Linked DNA regions of Mus musculus: region 1 is linked to region 2. Evidence: chromatin loops called from intact Hi-C (ENCODE). Cell type or tissue: heart. All regions are shown on one strand. Each heading gives the region's core, and the rest is flanking DNA. Links, peaks and the distances in the headings are about the cores only.

Region 1 (11,891 bases), core at 1,835-9,834, 74 kb after region 2:
TTCTCCCTTGGCTGTCCTGGAACTTGCTTGATAGACCAGGCTGGCCTCAAACTCAGAGATCTTCCTGCCTCTGCCTCTGCCTCTGCCTCTGCCTCTGCCTCTGCCTCTGCCTCTGCCTCTGCCTCTGCCTCTGCCTCTGCCTCTGCCTCTGCCTCTGCCTCTGCCTCTGCCTCTGCCTCTGCCTCTGCCTCTGCCTCCTAAATTAGAATCATGAGTCACCACCACCACCACCCCCACCACCCAGATTTTTTTTTTTAAGATAGCATCTTACTATGTAGCCCTTGGCTGGCCTGGAACTCCTGCCTCTGCTTCTGACTCAAGAGTGCTAGGACTAAAGGTGTGTGCTACCGTAAGCAGGCCTAAGGTTTATTTTATTCTTTCTTTTTTGTTTTTTTTAAAGATTTATTTTATTTATTATATGTAAGTACACTGTAGCTGTCTTCAGACACCCCAGAAGAGGGCATCAGATCTCACTACGGATGGTTGTGAACCATCATGTGGTTGCTGGGATTTGAACTCAGAACCTTTGGAAGAGCAGTCAGTGCTCTTAACCGCTGAGCCATCTCTCCAGCCCTATTTTATTATTTCTATTTATGTGTATATGTGTGTAGGGGGTGAGATTTGTAAAAGTGGAGATGCTCATGGAAGCCTGAGGAGGCCATCAGATCCCCTGGAGTTGGAATTACAGGTTGTTAACGCCCTGAGGTGGGTGCTGGGAACTGTAGTCCTCTGGAGGAGCAGCAAACTGTCTTAACTACTAAGCCATCTCCCCAGCCCCCATTCCTGGCGTCTTTATAAGTCTCTCTCCACCCTGAAGGAGGAAATAGCCAGATCACAGATGGCATCCTAGAGAGTGTCATGTCCACCTGGAGTTTCCCAGTGGTGCTTGGTGTGGAAAGAATCTTATAGACACCATTGGCCAGTCATTCTGTGGAGACTGAGGTCCTGCAGAAGTGAATACACACACTCCTACAGGAATGCCAGTCACAACAGCAGAGGGAAACAGCCACAAACCAAAGAGAGGGACAGAGGCTCGGAAGAATTTATTCTGGGCACCCCCAAAAGTGACCTGCGGAAGGCTGGAGATGTGGCTCCATTGGTAGAGTCCCAGCCTAGGATGTACAAAGAATCCAGTTTCCTTAGCACCTCGTAAGCCAGGTAAGGTGATTGACAGCTGCAATCACAGCACTGAGGAGGTGGAGCCCGGAGAGTGGGAATTCAAGGCCATCCTTGGCTATGTAATAAGTTGGAGGACAGCCTAGGCTACAGAAGACCCCCCCTCAGAGAATAAAAACAGTCGGGTATGGTGATACACGCCTGGGAAGCAGAGGTAGGTGGATCTCTGAGTTGGGCCTGGCCTATATAGTAACTTCCAGGACAGCCAGGGTCATGCAGGGAGACCTTGACTTCAAAAACCAACAGAAAATGATGCCCATGACCTATCTGCTCTCTAGCTTCCTGAACTATGAGACCATCCCTTGCTACTGTCCAAAGTCACTCAGGTGTGCCTACCCTCCTCCGAGGCTGCTCTCTGAGAACAGAGATGACTTGACCAAGAACTGCCTGATCTTGGACTTTATTCCCTGCACTGCAGTACCCATCCGTCCCTGTTGGTGACCTTGATGGACACAGTATTTTTTCTAAATACATTTATTTGAGCCTATCCTCATCTCTCTCACCCAAGCAGAGAGTCTGAGAGAGGACACTCTGGCTGCAGGAGCACAGGGCTGAGGAAGGAGGGAGTTTTGTTCCTAGTTTGTTAGTGTTTTGTTTTCTTTTATTACATTTTAATTTTATGATATATTTGTGTGCATACACTCAAAGAGGACAACTTGAGGGAGTTGGTTCTCTCCCTCCATCATGTGCTTGGGCATTAAACTCATGTTGTCAAGCTTGGCAGCAAGTGTCTTTACTTATTGAGCCATCTTGCTTAATATAAGGTCTCACTTTATAGCTCAAGCTGGCCTTGACCTTGTAGCCATCCTCCTGCCTCAGCCTTACAAGTGTTGGAGTTAACAGGCATGATCTACCATGCCCTGCTTATGGTGTCCTCACTTGCTCTCTAGGGCCGAGCTGGAAGAAAGTCTTCACGGCATTGGATGGATGGATGCATGGATGCGTGGATGCATGGACAGATAGATGAATGGTCAGATGAACAGACAGATGGATGGGTGCATGCATGCATGGATACACAGATGCATGGATGGATGGATAGATAGATGGATGGTCAGGCAGACAGAAAGATGCATGGGTACATGGATGGATGGATGGATAGATACATGGATCCATGGACAGATGGATGGATGGATGGATGGATGGATGGATGGATGGATGGTCAGGTAGTCAGATGGAAGGATGCATCCATGCATGGATGGATGGGTGGATGCATGGGTGCATGGATGGACAAACGGATAGATGGATGGTCATACAAAAAGATAGATGCATGGGTACATGGATGGATGATGGATGGATGGATACATCCATGGATGAATGGATACATGGATGCATGGACAGATGGACAGATGGATGAATGGTCAGATGAACAGACAGATGGATGGGTACATGGATACATCGATGGATGGATGGATACACAGATGCATGGATGGATGGATGGATGGATGGATGGATGGATGGAGAGACACATGAATCCATGGACAGATGTATGGATGGTCAGGTAAACAGATGAACGGATGCATGCATGTATGAATGGGGGTGGATGGATGTACAAATGGATAGATGGATAGTCAGAAAAAAAGATAGATGCATGGGTACATGGATGGATGGTGGATGGATAGACAGACAGATAGATGCACGGATGGATAAATGGATGGATGCATGGATGAGTAAGTGGGTTGATGGGTAGATAGGTGAGTGGGTCAGTGGATAGATGGACAGGTTAATGGATAGATGGTTAATTAAGTAGACCGATGGATGGGTAGATGTATGGAATCTGTCATACTATGTCCTGCCTCTCTGCTAGAGCCTGGGCACTGCAGGCATGCTGCTCAGGGGAGGCAGAATGAAGTCCAAAAGGGGTTCACAGTCCATGTCTTCCTTTGCCAGGCCAGAAAGGGAAACAGCAGAGTCTGGAATGAATGCTGTGGCTCCTGGTCTCAGATAGATGAATGGTCAGATGAACAGACAGATGGATGGGTGCATGCATGGATGGATGGATAGATACATGGATCCATGGACAGATGGATGGATGGATGGTCTCCTGGTCTCCTCTCTGGGTACCCAGGCGCCAAAGGTGTAATCTGTGAGTCAGGAATGAGGGTCTGCTGTCTGCACTTCTCCTTGGTGTGTGTGTGTGTGTGTGTGTGTGTGTGTGTGTGTGTGTGTGTGTGTGTGTCTGAGTCCTGGACAGGGAGGGAATGCAGAATCTGGAACAGGCAGAACCAGTTTGATTGGGAGCACTGGGCCAGGGAGTACCTGAGGGGCTGGAGGACAGAAGGCCATCCCTGAGGCGATCCTAAATGCAGCAGCTCTTGCTTGCGCATATGGCTTTATTTGGTGGTGGATGTGAATGCAAACCCTTTATTCAGAGCAAACCTTTCGCAGGAATACCTAGGAAGGGAAGGTCATTGGCTGAAGGCTCGGGGCTATCTGGATACCTCATTAGCATGGAGAAGAACTCCAGATGTTGTGTGCTCTCTGACCCAGAGGCCATGGTCCTCAGTGGGGTGTCATGGTTACAGGTTTCAGAGCAAGTATACAGACAGGTCCACTCCAACTGGTCTCAGATCTCTGAGATTCCTGGGGTCTGAGCTCACCCAGCCTTGCCAGTTCTTATGTCTGTCTGGGAACACAGTTCCACATGCCCGACAGATATTTAGTAGGTAGGGAGACAGATGGGGGAATGAAAGGATAGATGGACAGTGGATAGATGAACGGATTGATAGATGGGTGGTTTGGTGGGTGGACAGATGGATGGATAGATGATGAACGGACATATAGGCAACAGAATGGATAGATAGGCAGACAATGGGGAGGTGTGCTGTCTCCACCTTCGAAAGTGCTAGAATAATAGCCCTGCACTCTGCCTATTTTATACGATACTGTAGATCAACAAGTATCAACCCTTCCCAGTGGCTGGGGCTCGGGGGTGGGGACACATCCTCCCAAAGCTTTGCACTTAGGTTCCAGGAAAAGGCAGAAGTTGGTTCTTACAGTGAGAAGCCAGGCCCTTCCTGCTCCTGATTAAGCCCCAGGGACCATAGCAACCACCAAACAAGACGTGCATTCCCCTAGAAAGTTCAGGGACGGAGTAGAAGCTGCTGTTGTGATCCAAATACCACTTACTGTGTGGTTGCTTCACTTTTTGGCATGGCTAAGAATTCATTTAAGAACAGTGTGGGCCTCATGGGGACTGAGAAAGACCTCACACTGAGGCCCCAAGCCAGAAACTTGCCAGACTCTCAGGGAGATGAATAGGGTTGAGAGACCCTAGTATCCGGTGAGTGTTCTGGTCTCTCCAGCCCATGATGACTGAGAACCAAAAAAGCGTGAGTCCTAGATTCAGAGCTCAGAGTTCAGGGGGCCACATCAGGAGGTCCATGCGGGCCAGAAGAAGGCAGATCTGGCTCTGTGTGGACTGATGGTGAGGTTAAGATGAAGCCTCCCTGTGCCCGGCCTACCAGGGTAAATAGCTTCCTACTAGAGATACTTGGAGCCCTGAAAAACAAGAGCAGCCATGAGCTGGGTGTGTGGTGAAGGGTGGTGCACAGCCTTTAATCCCAGCACTTGGGAGGCAGAGGCAGGTGGATTTCTTGAGTTTCAGGCCAGCCTGGTCTACAGAGTGAGTTCCAGGACAGCCAGGGCTACACAGAGAAACCCTGTCTCAGAAAAGCCAACCAACCAATCAAAACAAAGCCAAGAACAGTCCCTGTGTTACACCCTGCTCCAGGCCAGCCTTAGTCACAATTTCACAAAGAGAACAAACCCCATGACTCATCCAGACCACCTGGAGCCCTGTTAATTCTCCACAGCAGGGAAAGGGATACTTCCCTTCCTCTTTGTTGTCCTGGGCTGTGCGCACGCTGATGGCTGATGGTAGGTCGCTCCTGTCCACAGCAGACAGTTTTACCTGTAGCAGTCTGGGATGATCGCTCTTAGTGCTTAGAAGAGACCTGGGGGGAGAGGGGCCTCAGCGCCCCCCACCATCTTTATGGTTCCTCTGGATTCTGCGGACTTTGGTGACACCTGCTGGCCACTTGCCCTGTCTCTATAGCGACCACAGCAGAGGCTCCCAGCACCTCCATGAAGCTGATATGGGGAAGGGTCACCTAGGTGATTGGTGGCAGACAGGGTGAAGGGTCACAGCTTCTTGGGTCTGTCCCCTGCTGTCTTGATCCTCTATTACAAAAATCAGGAAAGTACAGGGGGGCTCCGTTGATAACCTGCTTACTTAGCACGCACACTTTCTGGATTGGGTCCCCATAAGCCATGCACAGTGCTGCATACCCATAACCCCCCCCCAACTTGGGAAGTAGAGGCAAGAGAATTAGAAATTCCAGGTTTGGCTGGTGAGATGGCTCAGGGGTAAGAGCACTGACTTCTCTTACGAAGGTCCTGAGTTCAATTCCCAGCAAAAACATGGTGGCTCACAACCACCCATAATGGGATCTGACTCCCTCTTCTTGTGCCTTTGGAGTCAGCTACAGTGTACTTATTTGTTTTTTGTTTGTTTATTTTTCGAGACAGGGTTTCTCTGTAGAGCCCTGGCTGTCCTGGAACTCACTCTGTAGACCAGGCTGGCCTCAAACTCAGAAATCCACCTGCCTCTGCCTCCCGAGTGCTGGGATTAAAGGCGTGCGCCACCATGCCCGGCTTACAGTGTACTTATGTATAATAATAAATAAATCTTTGGGCCAGAGCGAGCGGGGTTGATCAGAGAGAGCCAAGGTCCTAGAATTCAATTCCCAACAAGCACATGAAGGCTCACAGCCATATGTACAGCTACAGTGTACTCACATACATTAAATAAATAAATAAATCTTGAAAAACAAACAAAAAACGAAAACCAAAAAGTTTCCTGGTCATCCTTGGCTACATAGATCAAGGCCAGCCTGGGCTACATGAGACCATCCCAGAGAGGCTACCTTCAAAGCAGCAGCTAGCTAGCTATGAACCTGGTCTATCTCCCCTGTGAGTCTTCTGACAGAGAGAAAGGGCACAGAGGCACCGTGTCACTTTGTAGGTTTCAGGGACGAAGCTCACACGGTATCAGGCTTAGTAAAGCTCCTCACCTGCCTCGAGGCCTGCATCCTCTCTGCCTTTTTTTTTTTTAATATAAGATTTATTTATTTATTTATTTATTTATTTATTTATTTATTTAATGTAAGTACACTGTAGCTGTCTTCAGACACTCCAGAAGAGGGCATCAGATCTCAGTACAGATAGTTGTGAGCCACCATATGGATGCTGGGATTTGAACTCAGGACCTTCGGAAGAGCATTCAGTACTCTTAACCGCTGAGCCATCTCTCCAGCCCCTCTCTGCCTGTCTTACGTTCACCTGTGGCCTTTTCACCTGCATCAGGGCCTCAGCTGCCCCACCTACACCGGACAGTGTGAGCTTAAAGGATGTTGATGGTTGGGTAGTGACCATGGGGCCAACCTCTTCTCTTTGTTGGGCCACACCTAGGGATTTGTCTCTCTGTGATTTTGTTCTGGGCCATCAACTCAGAGGCGTGATGTGTAAATGAGTTACAAGTGCAGGTGATGGCCCCCAAAGTCTCAAACTAAGCTGACTTAGCTGACCTTAGAAGAAGCTGCCAACATGGGAAGGAGGGTCCAGGATGAGCTGTCTACTTGCCACTGAATTCTGCACATGTGACAGATCACTCTACCCTCCCCCTTTCCCTAGAAAAGCCCAGGGTGTTAGGAAGCTGGACAGCCCACACATACAGCCTCACTGCGCATGCTCGGGCAAGGCAGTAAACAAGTGGGTTTTACGGGGCCTGCGGCCGCACCCGCTTCCCGCACTGGACCACATCAGGTTAGGGGCTCATGTATAGTGACCGTCACTCCAGAGGGTAGCCTGCACCTGTAATCCCAGCACCAGGGAGGCAGAGCCAGGCGATCTGAGTTCAAGGCCAACCTGGTCTACAGAGCGAGTTCCAGTACAGCCAGGGCTACAGAGAGAAACCCTGTCTCGAAGAAAAAATTTGTTTAAGTTGCATGCATTTACTTCTGTGGGTGTATGTGTATGACTGTCCTTAGGTATTACTGCGCACATGCAAAAGTCAGGGCAACCTGTAGGGGTCGCTGCTCTCTCCACCGAGTCACCTTGTAGGTTTCAGGGACGAAGCTCACATGGTATCAGGCTTGGTAAAGCTCCTCGCCTGCCTAGCCACCTTGCAGCACAGTCATCTCTCCTTTTTGTCACTGAGACGGAGTCCCACAGTATGGCTGGGATAACCTTGAATTTGTCATAATCTGGCCTTGGCCTCCTCCCAAACTGTGGGACGAGGGATGTGTCTACCTGTCCACCAAGTGGGCTTTCCCCTCTGTTTCTTTCTCTTTTTGTCCCTCTGTTAATCTGTTCAGTTGGGTTGTGTTGGGAACTTAAAAAGGGGGCCTGAGGGGAGTGGGGGAAGGGAAAGACCCACACCCCGCCAGAGTTCCACCTATTCTCTGGTCCGTCAGGCGTGGGAGGGCTGCTACCTACCCTTTCTACTCATATCTGGGTGGGCATTCCTCTATTCCACTCTTCAGGGGGTGGCCAAGGGGCAACCCTACCTGGGGCCAGAGTTCCAGGAGCATGAGGGAACGCCTACCTTGTCATGAAGGTGAATTATCACCACCAGGGTTCAGACCTCAGCTCAACTGGAGACCAGCCTGCAATTCCCCACAGGGTTGTGTCCTTTGGAAGGTGCTGAGCATAGAACTTAACAGTCTTGTCTAAGTGAAGAAACGTTTTATCACAGAGCAATGCCCCCAGCCCCTCACTAGGGGATTCTAGGCAGGGGCTCTACCACAGAGCCACACCCCCAGCTCCTCACTGAGGGACTCTAGGCAGGAGCTCCACCACTGAGCCACAACCCAGCCCCTCACTGGAGGATTCTAGGCAGGGGCTCTACCACTGAGCCACACCCAGCCCCTCACTGGGGGATTCTAGGCAGGAGCTCTACCACAGAGCCACGCCCCCAGCCCATCACTGGGGGACTCTAGGCAGGGGCTCTACCACTGGGCCACGCCTCAGCCATCACTAGGGGATTCTGGGCAGGGGCTCTACCACAGAGCCACGCCCCCAGCCCATCACTGGGGGACTCTAGGCAGGGGCTCTACCACAGAGCCACGCCCCCAGCCCATCACTGGGGGATTCCAGGCAGGGGCTCTACCACAGAGCCACGCCCCCAGCCCATCACTGGGGGACTCTAGGCAGGGGCTCTACCACTGGGCCACGCCTCAGCCATCACTAGGGGATTCTGGGCAGGGGCTCTACCACTGAGCCACACCCCAGCCCCTCCTTGGGGGATTCCAGGCAGGGGCTCTACCACTGAGCCACGCCTACTATGTGTTACTGAGGAATGCTAAGTAAGCACTTCACAGCTGAGCCACTCCCCCAACCTTTAACCTTTTAAAAAACTGTAGTATAAAACACATACCATACAGTTTCTTTTTTGTTTGTTTGTTTTTGAGACAGGGTCTTACTATGTTAGCTGTGGTTGTCCTGGAACTCACTATGCAGACCAGGCTGACCTCAAACTCAGATATCCTTCTGGGATCGAAGGTGTGCGCCACTGTACTTGGCTGCCATACGGTTTCTTACTTTAACCATGGATAAGTGCCTACTTCCCAAACTGTAACCCTGTCCCTATTAAACCTCTCCCCAGCCCCTGGCACCCAGAATTCTATTTTTTGTGTACACAAATTGGAGGACTCCTGGGATCCCCTATGAGTGGGATTCAGGTCTATATTGTTCCACTTAGCCATGTATCCCCAAGATTTCACTTACATGGCAGCATGTGTCAAAATTTTCAAGGTCACCCTCAGCTACATCATGAGGCTAGCCTGGACTACATGAGACTGTGCCTCAAAAAACAAACAGCACGAAAAAACAAACAGCACGGGCTGGCGAGATGGCTCAGTGGTTAAGAGCGCCGACTGCTCTTCTGAAGGTCCTGAGTTCAAATCCCAGCAACCACATGGTGGCTCACAACCATCCGTAACGAAATCGGATGCCCTCTTCTGGAGTATCTGAGGACAGCTATAGTGTACTTATGTATAATAATAAATAAATCTTAAAAAAAAAAAAGCCGGGCGTGGTGGTGCACACCTTTAATCCCAGCACTCGAGTTCTGAGTTCTGAGTTCTGAGTTCGAGGCCAGCCTGGTCTACAAAGTAAGTTCCAGGACAGCCAGGGCTACACAGAGAAACCCTGTCTCAAAAAACAAAAACAAACAAACTAACAAACAACAACAACAACAAAACAGCACAAACCTAAACCAAAAAAGAGGCACCTGAATGCTACAAGGTCACTTCAAGGCCTTCTGGGAGAAATGGCTACGCCACTGCCTCCTTGGCTCCTGGGGATTGCTGGGCAGTGGTGGGCACACACATTTAATCGCAGAGCTCTGGAGGCAGAGGCAGGCAGATCTCAGTAACTTAGAGGCTAGCCTGCTCTACAGACTCAGTTCCAGGCCCACAAAAGCTACATAGTGAGATTGGTCTCCAAAATAAGTGGGTGGAGGTTGGACAGACAGCTTTAGGATTAAAAGCACTGACTGCTCCTCCAGAGGACCTGAGTGAGATTCCCAGCAGCCACGGAGCAGCTAACAACTGTCTGTAACTCCAGTTCCAGGAGATTGAACATCCTCTTCTGGGAAAACAGACAAGACAGACAGACAAAACATAAAAATAAATTTTGTTTTGTTTTTCGAGACAGGGTTTCTCTGTATAGCCTTGGCTGTCCTGGAACTCATTTTGTAGACCAGGCTGGCCTAGAACTCAGAAATCTGCCTGCCCCTGCTTCTCGAGTGCTGGGATTAAAGGCATGCGCCACCACGCCCAGCAAAAATAAAATTTTTTTTAAAGGAGAATGCTTTTGTTTTAAAGATTTATTTACTTATTATATGTAAGTACACTGTAGCTGTCTTCAGACACACCACAAGAGAGCATCAGATCTCATTATGGATGGTTGTGAGCCATCATGTGGTTGCTGGGATTTGAACTCATGACCTTCAGAAGAGTAGTCGGAGCTCTTAACCACTGAGCCATCTCACCAGCCCCCAAAAATAAATTTTTAAAAAAGCAAAATCCCCCAAACTTAAAGTTATTTATTTAATGTATATGAATACACTGTAGCTGTCTTCAGACACACCAGAAGAGGGTGTCAGATCCCATTACAGATGGTTGTGAGCCACCATGTGGTTGCTGGGATTTGAACTCAGGTATTCTGGAAGAGCAGCCAGTGCTCTTACCCACTGAGCCATCTCTCCAGCCCCAAACTTAAATATTTTAATTTTTTTTCCTTTTAATAGCTGAAGAGCCTTACATCATGCATATGTATACATTTTTGTTTGTGTTTTTGTATATGCATGTGTGCCTGTGTGAGTCTATGTGACCTGTATACACGTAGAATCCTATGAAGCAGAGAGGACCTTATTACAGACAGATGAGAGCTACCTGTGGGTGCTGGGACCGGAACCTGTGTTCTCTGCAAGTGGAACCAGTGCTGGTGCTCTTAACTGCTCAGCCACCTCTCCAGCCCCTTGTTTTGTTTTTTGTTTTTGTTTTGTTTTTTTAAGACAGGGTTTCTCGTTTTGTTTTTTGAAACAGAGTCTTATGTAGCCCAAGTTAGCCTCAAAACTCACTGTGTAGTCAAGGATTACCTTCAGTTCTGAATTCTCCTGCCTCCACCTCCCAAGTGTTGAGCCTTCAGGTCCAGTCCATAGCACCCTAGCACACAAAACCTCAAGCCTTTCTCTTAAGCTGTGTGAAAAGCTGTGTGCCATTCTTGTCCTCCTGCAGGACTCTTGCAGGAACCTCCCAGGCTTGCAGAGGAGGTGCTGGCCTCATTCCTGGAAGAAGAATGCTCTAGAACACAATCCGGCAGTCCAGCAGTGTGTATAGGATGGAACCTGCTGTGTGCACTGTACAGGGGTGGGGGTGAGGGTGGGGTGGGGGAGGTGCTACAGAGCGGAGTGACAAGAAAGAAGCCAGAGCTGAAGGCTGAGAGGAGCAGCTAAGGTCTGGGAAAACAGCTCGGTCTGCAAAGTGCTTGTCATACTAGCATGGAGATTTCAGTGTGATCCCCGGAACCCATCTGAAGGAGCTGGGTGTGGCCGTGTGCGCTGGGAGACCCGAGGCTTCCCGATACTCACTGGCCAACTACCTACACTAATTGGTGAGCTTCAGGCCAGTGAGAGACCCAGCCTCAGGAGAGAGAGAGAGAGAGAGAGAGAGAGAGAGAGAGAGAGAGAGAGAGAGAGAGAGAGAGAGACTGAGGAGAGAGTTGCAGCCAAAGCCAGGTTCTATCTCTTTCTGGATGCTTTTGTGCAGGGTTCCTGAGTTGTGTGTTGGCATGGACGATTCTGGAGGCTTCTACATGATCTAAAGACCTGAGGTCTTCATGGGGCTGGATGAAGAAGAACCTAGAGTCAGTCTGGTGGCCTAGACAGCAGCAGGGTCAGTCCCTTAAGGCACTAGGACTCCCCAGCCTTAATGCTGAGGTCTGTGGCCAGAGCAGGCGGTAATGAAAAGGTATGGTGGACCTCATGCTAAGAAGAGGTATGAAGTTTCCGCCCTGCTTCTGGCCCCACTGTCTTCAGCTACGCTGCCTGCGAGCTCGGGCCTGGGCTATGTATGTCAAGGACAGGACAGTGGGGCTGAGGCTCACTGTGCAGATGCTTCACGGTCCTAGGCAGAGAGCGTTGGCAGTAGAGT
Region 2 (11,891 bases), core at 1,370-9,369:
AAAAGCTAAGTTTGGGAAATCTTAAGGTAATCTATACACAGAGAGATGGGAGGAAGGGGAAGGCCTGCATTAGCCCCCTTGTCTAAAGAGCAGGGACACAGAGACAAGTGTCTCTCAATTTGTGAATCTGCCTTGATTCCCAAATGCTGGGGTGACAGGTCTGGGCCACCGCACCCCACCGCTTTGTGCACGCTAGCCAGTCACTGTACCTGGCACGCTCTAGCCCCAGAGTACTCATGACTGGCTTTTGGGGTTTGGGGCTTTTTTTTTTTTTCTTGGTTTGGTTTTGATTTTTTGTTTTTTTTGTTTTTTTTGAAACACATGAGGAAGCTGAAACTGGAGGCTCAGAAAAGCTAATGCCTGTCCAAAGTCACAGGAGGGGTGGGGCCGGGACCCCATCAGTAAGCTTAGTATAATCAGTAACACATTTCGGGTTCCTGGGCCTGCACTGCTGATGACCCGGGCTGCTTTATCTATTCCCCATCATTTCTTGTTCACCGTCTCCTGCTGCTGGCGATGGACATATGTTCACCTCTTGTTCTTCTTCCAGTCAGGAACATCCAAGGTTAACTATAAGATGCCGCAAGACGGGGGCCATTCTCTCATGACAAGACCACGACCATCCTACTACTCTGCCTGTGGCCACTCCAAGACAACTTTTTGTTTCCAAGCACTTGAAACAAGCACCTAGAATCCACCCACTCTGATGTACCAACCCCTTTCCTTAAGCACCACATCTGGCCTGCTTACACGTATGCAGGGGGGCTGAGCCCATCTGGCAGATGCCTAGCCCTGGAGAAAAAGAGCCCTCATCCCAGCCAGCAATCAAGACAACCTCAGGAGGACCCCTCTGAAATGGCTGCAGTGCCACCCAAGAGGACCTTGTCCCCAGAGAGCAGCCCTGGTCTCCTGTGGAATCCCAGGAGGACAGTGTTGTATCCAGACTGTCCTAGAAGCCTGGAGTTGGATGGTACTTCCGGTAGGGAGGAGCCATGGAAAGAAGCAGAAGTTTGTCTCCAATGGTGAGGAAGTGGTTGGGGCAGAAGGCGGGGCCAAGAGTTCGGGTTAGAGTTAAGCCACTGAGGGTCTTTCCAATCTCCTCTTGGCTCACCCTCCTGGACAGGGCAGCAGTCCGGGCTCCCTGGGAGCTGCCGTTCAGGGATCAGAACGCCAGGCACGACCAGGTCCCCTGGCGCCCAGCGGTGGGCGCCGTCCAGGGGGGCCCTGCTCCTCCCCTCCGAGCTGGGTACCAGTCAGTCCGCAACCCACCGAGGGGAGGGGCCAGCCTTACTTTCCGCTACTGCTGTGGCTCTTCCCTCTCTTGCAGGGGGGCGACAGGGCGCTCAGGGTGTGGGTCCGTTTCCTCGGCCTGCCAGGGCCTCTGCGTGCCAGGCTTCTATGGGCATCCTCGTGCCTGTCCCTTAAAAAGAATTCACAGGCTCGGCTAGGAACCTGGGGTGGGCGGGAAGCGGAGTGGGGCACTTGGGTCCACGCACACACCTGACCACTACCAAAGTCGACCTACGGACCAGCTATCCAGGATGGGGCACAAACTGGGGAGAGAGACACTCACCCCGAGTCCCGGCGTCTCTGGAGCTTGACCAACTCCCGCTGTTTCTCTTTGTACCTTCGCTGGACCTCTGCCAGCCGCATCCGGAAGTCCAGCTCTAGCGCATCCATGTCCTCCAAGGAAGATTTCATAGCAAACATCTGCAAGGGGTCCCGGGAGGAGAGAGAGGGAGACAAATGAGGAGGGGAATGCTGTCTGCTGATGCTTGAATCCCATTGCTGCCCCCTATTCTGCTTGGTTTGCTTCAGAGACAATGTCTCATATAGCCCAGGCTGGCCTTCAACGTCTAATCTTCCAGTCTCTTCTTCCTGAGTACTGAGATCACAGGTGAACACCACCATGTGCAGTTTCTCCGAGGCTGAGCTCAAACCTAGGGTTTCTGGCATTACACTTGGGAGTTCAGGTTGGTGTGGAATTCACTAAGTAGCATCACCTGGCCTGGAACTCTCATATCCTCCTGTCTTAGCCTTGCACTTGCTGTTGCCTAATGCCAACCTTGCCGAGTGGCACCCACACTTAAGATGACACGACTAAACACTACCCAGAAGTAATGGTCTAATGAGATAAATAACAAGTGCGTTATTTACACACACAGGTTCGAAGTCTGTCCTTCAAGCTACCTGAGACCACAAAGGCAGAAAAGGGTAGTCCCAGGCCTCATTTCCATTATGCTTTCATGCTGATCCATCACACAGTACCCACAGGACAGGCCTGACACCGTGTGAGAACAATAGGAAAGCCAAGAGAGGGGAGATGACCAACTGAGGGCCACATAGCAAAAAGGTGAAGGTAGCTGGATGGTCGGATCCTGCCCATCTGCCTCTGCCTCTCAGGCCTCCGGGAGGAAGGGAGGACAAGGGCTCACCCGCTCTTCCTTCTTCTGCATCCAGCTATATTTCTTATTGGAGTTCAGTTCACGCGGAAGCCGCAAGTTCTTGAGCGGGTCTGAGAAGGGGCTCTCCAGCACCTCCTTCAACATGTGGCTGCTGGCTGCCAGCAGGCTTTCGAGGGAGGGTCGCACCACCAGGTTTGGCTCTGGATCTGGGGAAGGGAGAGAGGTCAGGGAAGTCAGTGCTGGGACCTGACCACGGGCAAGATGGCCGTACCCATGCAGCCAGCCATCAAGAGGCCAGATTAAACTCCCAGATACTATAGTCAGCCCTGGCTCTGGGCCACACAGCCACACAGCATTGTGGTCTAGTGCACTGTGTGTGAAAGGCCAGGAATACTTCTGAGTAACCAAACACTAGCAGAGGTTCCTTCCCAGGACAATGGATATCCCCACGCGTCTCTACTTGATTTCTCCTTAGTGAATATGTTGTGTCCCACATCAGAAAACAGGTCTAGGGAACCAGGTGTGGTTCACACCCGTCACCCCAGCAGGAGGACTGGGTTCAGGCTATATAGAGACCCTCTTTCCAAACAAACAAATAAATTCCAGGGAGGGGGGAAAGCACAAATGGCTGGAGACAGCTCAGCGGGTAAGGGGACATTCTGCTCTTAAAGGGGATCTGGGTTTAATACCCATCACTTAGGCACCTCACAGCCGCCTGTAACTCCAGCTCCTGAGAAATCCAAGCCTCCTGTACCAGCACTCACGTACACACAGTACACACACACACTTAAAATTGTGTGTGTGTGTGTGTGTGTGTGTGTGTATTGAGAGGCAGAAGCAGGTGGCTCTCTAGTAGTTCAAGACTAGCCTGGTCTATAAAGTGAGTTCCAGCACAGCCAGGGCTACACAGAGAAACCCTTTGAGGAGGAGGAGGTGGGGAGGGGGAAGAGGAAGAAGAATAAAAGAGAGAGAAATAAAAAGCACAAACTTGACTAGAGAAGTAGGTGGCTGAGAGAAAGGCTTACTGTGCTCAAATACCCAGGACGTGGGTAAAGCCCAGCACAGTAACACATTACAGTTGCAGTGTTCCTAAGCGGAGGCAGGAGGCAGGCAGAGGAAATTTTCCAGAAGTCCTAATCAGCTACCTGGCATGGCCTGTGGCAAGCAGGGTGTGATGGGAAAAGAGACCCCAGAGATTGTTTTCAGTCCTCCACACACGTGCCACGGCATGTGCCCCTAACACTAACACACATGTGCCTGCACACACATACACACAAAAACGTGTATCTTAAAAAGCAGAAATCAAGGAGAAAGGTGTAATGCCCCAACACGCACAGGTCTCCTCTGGGGGAGGATGTGACCCCGTGTGTGCTAGAGTTCAGGAATGTACTCTCGTGTTCCAATATTCCTAACACACCCAGCCTCCCGTATAAACACTAAAACACAGTGTAGGGCTGGGGATGTTGGCTCAGTCGATAATGTGCTTGCCCAGCAAGCACTGAGCCTGAGGTTCAATTCCCGGCACCATGTAAAAAGGCATACTGGCCCACAACAGTAATCTCAGTACCCCAGAAGCAGAGGCAGGGGGGGTCAGGAGTTCAAGGTTATCCTTTGTTGCATAAGGAGTTGGGGCTTCCTGAGCTCTGTGAGACCATGCCTGGCTGAATTCAGCTAGGGCTGCCTCAAATTCACAGGCCTCTTGCTTCAGCCTCCGAAGCGCTAGGATTAGAGACTTGCAACCACCGTGTCTTACTATTTTAATTTTATTTTTATTTTAACTTATTACTGTGTGTTCGTGCGCGCACATGTGTACACGCGCGTGCGTGTGTGTATGTGCACGTGTATGTGTTTGAAAGAGAAACAGAGAGAAAGAAAATGTGCTATATACACAACAGTGTGTATGCGGAGGTCAAAGAACAACTTCCAGGAATTGGTTCTCTACTTGCATCCTGAGTTATAGAGAATCGAACCCAGATCTTCAGGCTTAGCAGCAAGCACCTCCCTCACTGAGCTGTCTCGTTGGTTCACTTTGCATTTTCGAACTGATATTTTTTTCCAGTCTCAAAGTTAACCAGTTTTGCGTGCTTGAGGAAAAAAATGCAAACCTCCCCCCGTGTCTGAAGGCCTAGAGGGTGAGCGTGAGTAATCCCAGCCCTTAACAATAATCAGGCTCCGCAGCCCTGTTCCTAATGCGGGATGGACTCTGCTGGGGACTGTCCTGTACAAGCTCCATCAATCACTGAAGCCTCCCTGACTCTCCCCACTAGATGGCAACAGTGTCTTCCTGAACCGGTTACAACCAGAATTACTGCTGCCAACAGAGGTGACAAAAAAGAAAAGAAGAAAAAAAAAAAAACCTCCTCCTCGCTCATTGAAAAATCAGTGGTTTGGGGTTTTATTTTTTATTTTTATTTATATAATCATTGAATTTTTATTTTGTTTTGTTTATTTTGTTTTACTCTGGCTGACCTGGGACTCACTTAGGTAGACCAGGCTGGCCTTGGACTCCTAAAGATGTCTCCATTTCTTTTTTGTTTTTAAGACAGCACCTCATGTGTCAAGGCTAGCCTGGACACAAGAGAGTGACTTTGAGCCCCAGACACTCTGGGTTCTGCCGGGTGACAGGCTATCCCACCACACCTGGCTTATACAGAACAAGAGATGGAACCAGGGCTCTGTGTGGCACCCACTGTACCCTGAGCTACAGCTTCAGACCTTCTTGCTTTACAACAGTTCTTCAGACTGGCTCTCACAGCTGCAATGACAGCCCTGTGCCACCCAGCGGGAGGGCTTTATGCTTGTATGTTGGCTTGTGAGCTAAGCCATCTCTCCAGCCCAGGTTTTATTTGTAAAATAAATGAACTCCATGCAGCAGTGAACCCACCAGGTTCCTAGCACATCAGACTGAAGTGGGCCAGCCTGTTCTGCCCCACCCCTATGGCTTCAGCATCCCCATGGGGGCAGAGGATGGTGGAAGCCAAATTACAGAAGGGGACGGCTGTTTGCCTGCTCCTTCTCCCTTCACACAGCCAGCCTGGTTGGTCCAAAGCGCACCAGAAGACACATTCCAAGCCAGACCCCTAACTTAGCAAATTGGATGTGAATCCTAGTCATCTTGAGAGCCTCCTGCTGCAGCCTGCTAAATACCAGCACGGCAGGTATGCGACATTCCGACCAACCAGGCGCAAGGGGGTGTGGCCTATGTACAATGGTTTCTACAGAGGGTAGAGATTATTAGGGCAGGCCCTAACTTGAGAGAGAGAGAGAGAGAGAGAGAGAGAGAGAGAGACAGAGAGAGAGAGAAAGAGAGAGAGAACGAGAACGAACCTTCCAGAGGGAGTCAAAGTCTAAAAACAAAGACAGGCAAAGGTCAGGCATCTACAAACAGAAGAAAAATGACTGGATAGGTCTACAGCATATTTACAATCCCAGCACTCAGGAAGACGAGGCAGGGGAATTGCTCTAACTCCTAGACCAGCCTGGGCTTCATATCTGTCTTTAAAATAAAAAATAATAAAAAGAATGAAAGAAACTCTCTAGTCAAAGGGGCCCAGGCACACACATCAGCTTGTGGCTGTCACTACTAGGGGGTGACTGAGAGATGGGTCCAGATGTTGCTCATGGCTGGCCTTTGATTTGGGGGTTTGTCACTAGTAGAATTGGGAGAGATTCCTCAAAAAAGCAACAGGGGTCCAGTGTAGAGGTGCATGAAAGCAGTCCCTGCTCCCCAAACAAAAGGACTTCCTCTGTGTGTGTGTGTACATGTGTGCAGGTGCATGCATGTGAGTGCATGCACACATGTGTGTGCGTTTGTGTGTGCATGTGTGCATTCATAGGTGAGTGGCCCCACCCCTACAGAACACACAAGTCAGGTGTCAGTCTCCCTCCTTATCTGAGAAAGTATGTCTTGTTCTTGTGTAGACAACAGGCTCAAAGGCCACTGAATTCCTGGAATGCTTCTCCTTCTGCCTCCAATTCTGTTGGAGCAACCAAGGAATTTCAGAGGCATGCACGCCTAGCTAGCTTCAGATGGGTTCTAGGGATCTTCACACTCACGCAACAGGGCGTTACCCTTGGTGCCGACTCCCCAGGCTTTTTGTACTAAAAAGCATGAACCCCAGTGGGCCCAGGATGAGGTGTCTCAGAGTTCTTCCTAGAATTTCTGGGAAAGATACAGACTCAGCCCAGCTGAGCAGGCCAGAAGGCATGGGAGGAACTCCTGGAAGCCCCAGTGAGGAGAACGAGCCTGGCAAAAAACGAGGTCAACAGAGAAAAGTAGAACAGGAGACAGAGGCAGAAAAAGGAAGAACCAACCGGATAATCACAGGAGAAAAAGACTCAAGACGACTTAAGTACCCAGACTCTACTTAATGTTAGGTCCTGATTGCTCAACTTCGGTTCCAAGAGCATTTAAATTCTCTTTTTTGGGGGGATGGGTGGGTTGGGGGAATTGCAGAGGATCTAACATAGCCGCAGCACACATGTGGAATTCAGAGAACATCTTTTGCGAATCAGTTTTCCTCTGCTACTACATAAGTTCCAGGGCTCAAGATAGGTGCCTTTTTACCCACAGAGTCACCCCTCTTGCTGCCAACATCCCACCCACCTGCTCAAAACTCTTGCTTTCATAAGACACAGGGGGGAGGGGGTGGGCCTGGGGGCTTAAGTCCATCACAATGGAACCTCTGGTTATACACGTTTCTCACAGCTCCTAGCTCCACTTCAATACTGGACATGGAACCCATGGTCAATGGCTAAAGCAAGCACTCTACTATCCCAACTGACACTTGAACCAGAAAGGGGACTATTTATTTACTTATTTAATTTGCACTTCTGGGGATGATACCAAGACCCTCTTGGCTAGACAGGTGCTCTACCACTGAGCCACACCCCAGCCCCTCACTGGGGGATTCTAGGCAGGTGCTCTACCACTGAGCCACACCTCAGCCCTCTTTTTACTTTTTATGGTGAGAACAGGGTCTTGATTAGTTGCCTTGGCTGGCCTTCTATTCTCTAATCCAACTGGCCTTAAACTCACAATCCTCCTGCCTCAGGCTCCCATGTAGCTGGGATGGATGGGTGGCCTATGCCACCAAGCCTTATTTTATAATTAAAAGCAAAAACAGAACAAAACAAAACAAAAAATCTGTGAATAAAACATATTCTGGCAATCTTTGAAGTTTTTAAGAAAAAAAAACAAAAAACAAAAAACAAAAAACAACCTAAATGTGTAAATCTACTCTGAAGATCTGGGTAGCGTAGACCAAGTTGGCCTTACTAGAACCACAGAGATAGGCCTGGGCCTCCAGGTTCAGACACTGAGCTCTGGAACAAGCAAGTCATAGTTCAGGAATGCTGAGATTAAAGGCATGCACCCCCACCACTGAATAAGAGTCTTGGAAGCCTTCAGCCCAATGCTTACCTGCAGCCTCCTGGCCCCTCCGGTCCAGCTCCAGCTCAGCTATCTCACTCAAGAGGGTGATGCCCTGCAGAAAGCTGTGTTCCAGGACGAGGCTGGGGGCTGTATCCAGCTTCTCCCCGGCTGGGACTCCAGGACCCAAGGAGGGCAGAGGCCTGGCTTGGGGCAGCTCGGCTGCAGCTGCCAGTGCATTCATGCCGGCCAGTGGGTCATCCAGGCCAGGCAGGAGGGATTCGGAGTGGGTCTCTTCCAGATAACAGGTACTGGCAGGAGCAGGCACAGCCTCCTGGGCCTCCAGGTTGAGACACTGGCCCTCTGGGACAGGCAAATCACAGTCTGAGAGCTCAAGGCTGGGCTGAGGCTCAGTCAAAGATGGCTGGGGCAGACTGTCCTCAGGCCCTGCCTCTGTGGTGGGCTCCTCCATCGGCACATCCAGGGGCACCTCCACCGGCTCTTCCTTAGTCTCTACCAGTGGCTCGGGTGTCAGCTGTGTCCCCAACTCCAGGGCAGTCATGCGGTGCTCTGTCTTACTCGGTAGTTCTATCTGCGGCTCGGCAACCTGTGCAAAGTCTGAAACTTCAGAGGGCTCCCGGCAGCCCGGACCTGCTGTGCTCAACGCCTGGGCCTCGAGAGGACTACCTCCACAGCCACCTGCGGGGCTCACGGCCACCATGGTCTCTGGGACGGGCAGGGCCAATGGTGACTCAAGGGGAGGCAGTTCTGTGGGGCCCTCTTCGATATCCTCAACTTCAGCCTTCACCTCCCGGTCAGCCAGCTGCTCCTCCTCTGGGCTGTCCCGAGGTGGCTCTGGGATCTTGGAGGGTGACAGGCAGATGGGCTTATCTTCAGGAGACAGTGCCAGGCGCTCGGGCCCATCAGCTGGGAGTGGCACATCTGGGGCGAGGCCATCGGCATCAGAGGCCGCAGCGGGTTGCAGCAGGAAGGGGTAGGGTCGCCCGTAGTGCGGCGGCAGGGCTTGGAATGGATACCTGGGAGGAATATCTGTCAAGGACAGAAGATGTCAGTGAAGGAGGCTCCCCAAGGCTCTGTTCCCTGCTAGACAAGCTGCAGGGTAGGGAGCAGTGGTCCCCTGCCTCACCTCCACTGCCCTCTGAAATAACCCAGGACCCTTCTACATGTCCGACTGAGCCTTGAGAGCAAAGTCTGCAGCCACCTTCTTGTCCTCATGAAGATGAATCAAGACTGGACCAGAAGGGGGCTGGTGAGATGGCTCAGTGGTTAAGGGCACTGACTGCTCTTCCAAAGGTCCTGAGTTCAATTCCCACATGGTGACTCACAACCACCCCTAATGAGATCTGACACCCTCTTCTGGTGTGTCTGAAGTAAATAAGCTAGAGTACTTATGCATAATAATAAATAAATCTTTAAAAAAAAAAAAACTGAACCAGAAGCTTAAACAAGCTCTATGAAGATCTGTCAGTCAGCCCAGGCTGTATCTCACACCAATAAGGCATGTGTTCAAAACTCTCATGGCAGCACATGCCTTTAATTCCAGCACTGTGAGTTCAAGGCCAGCCTAGGCTACATAGGGAGACACTGTCTCAAAACACAACAGAGCAAAATCCTTCACAGTAATACAGTTTAAGCCTCAGTGTCAGGGCCGGCTGGAATGACCGAGGCAGCTTTAAGCCTGACACACACCTGGGCAGTGCCCAGCAGGAGGAGCCTAGGGAACGGAGCACACGTGTGCCGGCGTATGCTCCAGGCCAGGCATGCGTCAACCCTTAGCATAGCATCACACCAAAGGGCTCCAGAGCAGGCCAGTCCCCGTGCAACACGGCACTGAACCCAAATCCTCCCAAATACAACTTCACAGTCTTTATGGTCCCCAGAAATGCAGACATATACCCAAAAGCCACCTGCGGCTAGTCCTGATGACTACCAGGCGCTGGAACAACATGTGTGAGGGTCAAGGAGGCTGCCCAGATGGGAACCGCTGATGTTCCCAGGGTGACTACATACGGAGTTCCCAGGTCTGGCTTTTTGCTGTGCCCTGAGCATCCTGCAGGGATACTATCAGGCCTATGTCTCCTGCACTCCACTTACAAGGGACCAAGAAGAAATCTCAGTTGCATTCATTTCAGAGTTGGGCAGTGGGCTCTACAGAGTACTCAGCAAAAAGGACTGAGTGAATGAATGAATGAATGAATGAATGGATCCAGTGGATAAATGAGTGAGCCAGCAAATGAATGAATGAACGAGCATATGAACAGACAAGCTGAAGGGGAAACCAAGCCAATAAACACTCGGAAACGCAGTGTCCCAGGGCAAGGCAGCCGTTGTCCTACATTCCCACCTGTGAACAGGGCCTGGAACGGACTGGGCGTCTCCTTCTCCAACTCCAGGTCTTTCTTCTCCACCACGTTCTCGGGAGCCTCTTCCTTTCGGGTGAGCCCAGGGGTAGGAGGTGGGGAGGCAGGTGGTGGGCTGCTGGGGTGCGAGCTAGGTGTGGCGGGGTAGGTATAGGCTGGAGGCTTAGACACATCTTCCACCTTCTGGATGACCTTGGCCTTCAGAGAGGTCACGGGGGAGGCTCGGGGAGACGGGGGTGGGCTCACGGCCTTGCCGTGGCTGCCTGCCGGGCCGTTGGCCAGGCCGGCAGACTTTCGAGGCAGGAGCCCAGGGCCTGCGGCACTCAGGCCGGCCTTGCCCGTGGTCTCCAGGCTCCTCTTGCTAATCTTCTCCTCCATCTCCGTTCGATGCTCTTGTGCTTTCAACCGCTCCTGCTGAGGAACGGGAGAATGGGTGGGGTCGGCATGGCGGGAACCATCGCCTGCCCAGTCCCTGGTGCTTTCCACTCCAGAAAATATCAGGCGAGATCCGAGGTCCAGGCCACCCAGCCCTCCCCTCCCCAAGGTAATCAATCCACCACAGAATTCTACCATGGTGCGCATGTAATAAACGTGATGTTCTACAGAACCCGGAGAGCAGGTTCTATAGAACCCACGGAGTCCTGGGTGGTACGAGGAGGAACCATGGCCTAAAACTCCTTGACACCATGCAGGCAGAGATTTCCATCAGGACCCTGGCCCAGCTGGGCCCCTCACAGTAAAAGCAATTAACAATAATGGGAGAACCCATACCCTGGCACTTAGCGCTTAGTACCTACTCAGTACTAAGTCTCATCATGCAAGCACCTCAGTGGGGAACAGGAAATCACTGGGGCATTTATTTGACAGCAACATGAGAAACCTAGCTCTAGGGTAAGCAGTACTTACAGGGCCCCCAGCAGCTACTACCCAAAACACAAGACCACTCCGCACACTTGCCACTCCCGTGGCCCCCTGGACCTAAGGACTGAGTAACTAACTACTAGTACCCTTACTTCCTGGAAGCAGAACCTTCTAGACCATGGAAGTAACTATCCAAAGACAGAGAGGACCCTCTGAGACCCCTTGGGTGTTCCCAGTACAAACATCTCTAATCCACAGGTCAACTCCCCCTACTCCACTTCCATTCTCCCTCTTGTCCCCCACCCAGCTCACTCTGGCCCGGCTCACTCTGGCCCGGCTCACTCTGGCCCAGCTCACTCTGGCCCAGCTCACTCTGGCCCGGCTCACTCCGGCCCACAGATTTTTTTATGTTTCTCATTACAGATGGTTGTGAGTCACCATGTGGTTGCTGGGATTTGAACTCATGACCTCCAGAAGAGCAGTCAGTGCTCTTGAGCGCTGAGCCATCTCACCAGCCCCACAGGTCAACTCTTGTCTTGGTTTTTTCCACTGCTCATGGGGTGCTGTGCTGGGTGTCATCCATGACAACCAGAGTCTCTGCTCAGATGCTTCCTCCCACAGGGAGCCCTTCCTGACTGCCACTATCTTCAGGCAGTGTGGCTTACTTAGGGCATCTGCCTCCCACCACTGGGCACCACGGGGCCAGGACTCACCACCAGCTGTGCGCTCCGCTGCAGCTCCAGGGCCTGGGCCGCCTGCTGTTGCAGGTAGAGCAGTTCTTGCTGCCTCAAAAAGTGCTGCTGAGAGAAGAGCTGCAGCTGCTGAGCGTGGTGCAGTGGGCTGCGGCCTGGTGGGTACAGGGCCGGCCAGAGG

Evidence for each region. Peaks named below come from ENCODE experiments on the same cell type or tissue, not always from the same donor. Only the 100,000 strongest peaks of a DNase experiment are listed, where the experiment ranks them.
Region 1: it touches region 2 in a loop (6-fold over the local background); 19 of 42 quality-filtered maps call a loop at or near these places.

The regions. Positions count from the first base shown.
Region 1 is chr5:142,837,336-142,849,226 of GRCm38, forward strand. No RefSeq gene overlaps it. Among named protein-coding and RNA genes, the nearest start is that of Gm52793, 11 kb to the right of the region's middle. In heart, for the core only: CTCF peaks have their summits at 5,212 (motif pointing left) and 7,249 (motif pointing right); DNase peaks (open chromatin) are centred at 4,256, 4,936 and 5,076; H3K27ac peaks cover 1,214 bases.
Region 2 is chr5:142,763,478-142,775,368 of GRCm38, forward strand. Tnrc18 (trinucleotide repeat containing 18) reads right to left here. Exons shown (of 28, transcript NM_001122730.3): 8 at 11,732-11,891; 9 at 10,142-10,568; 10 at 7,828-8,826; 11 at 2,436-2,611; 12 at 1,574-1,710. Among named protein-coding and RNA genes, the nearest start is that of Gm31365, 43 kb to the right of the region's middle. In heart, for the core only: a CTCF peak has its summit at 4,666 (motif pointing right); DNase peaks (open chromatin) are centred at 4,634 and 7,939; H3K4me3 peaks cover 398 bases; H3K27ac peaks cover 2,618 bases.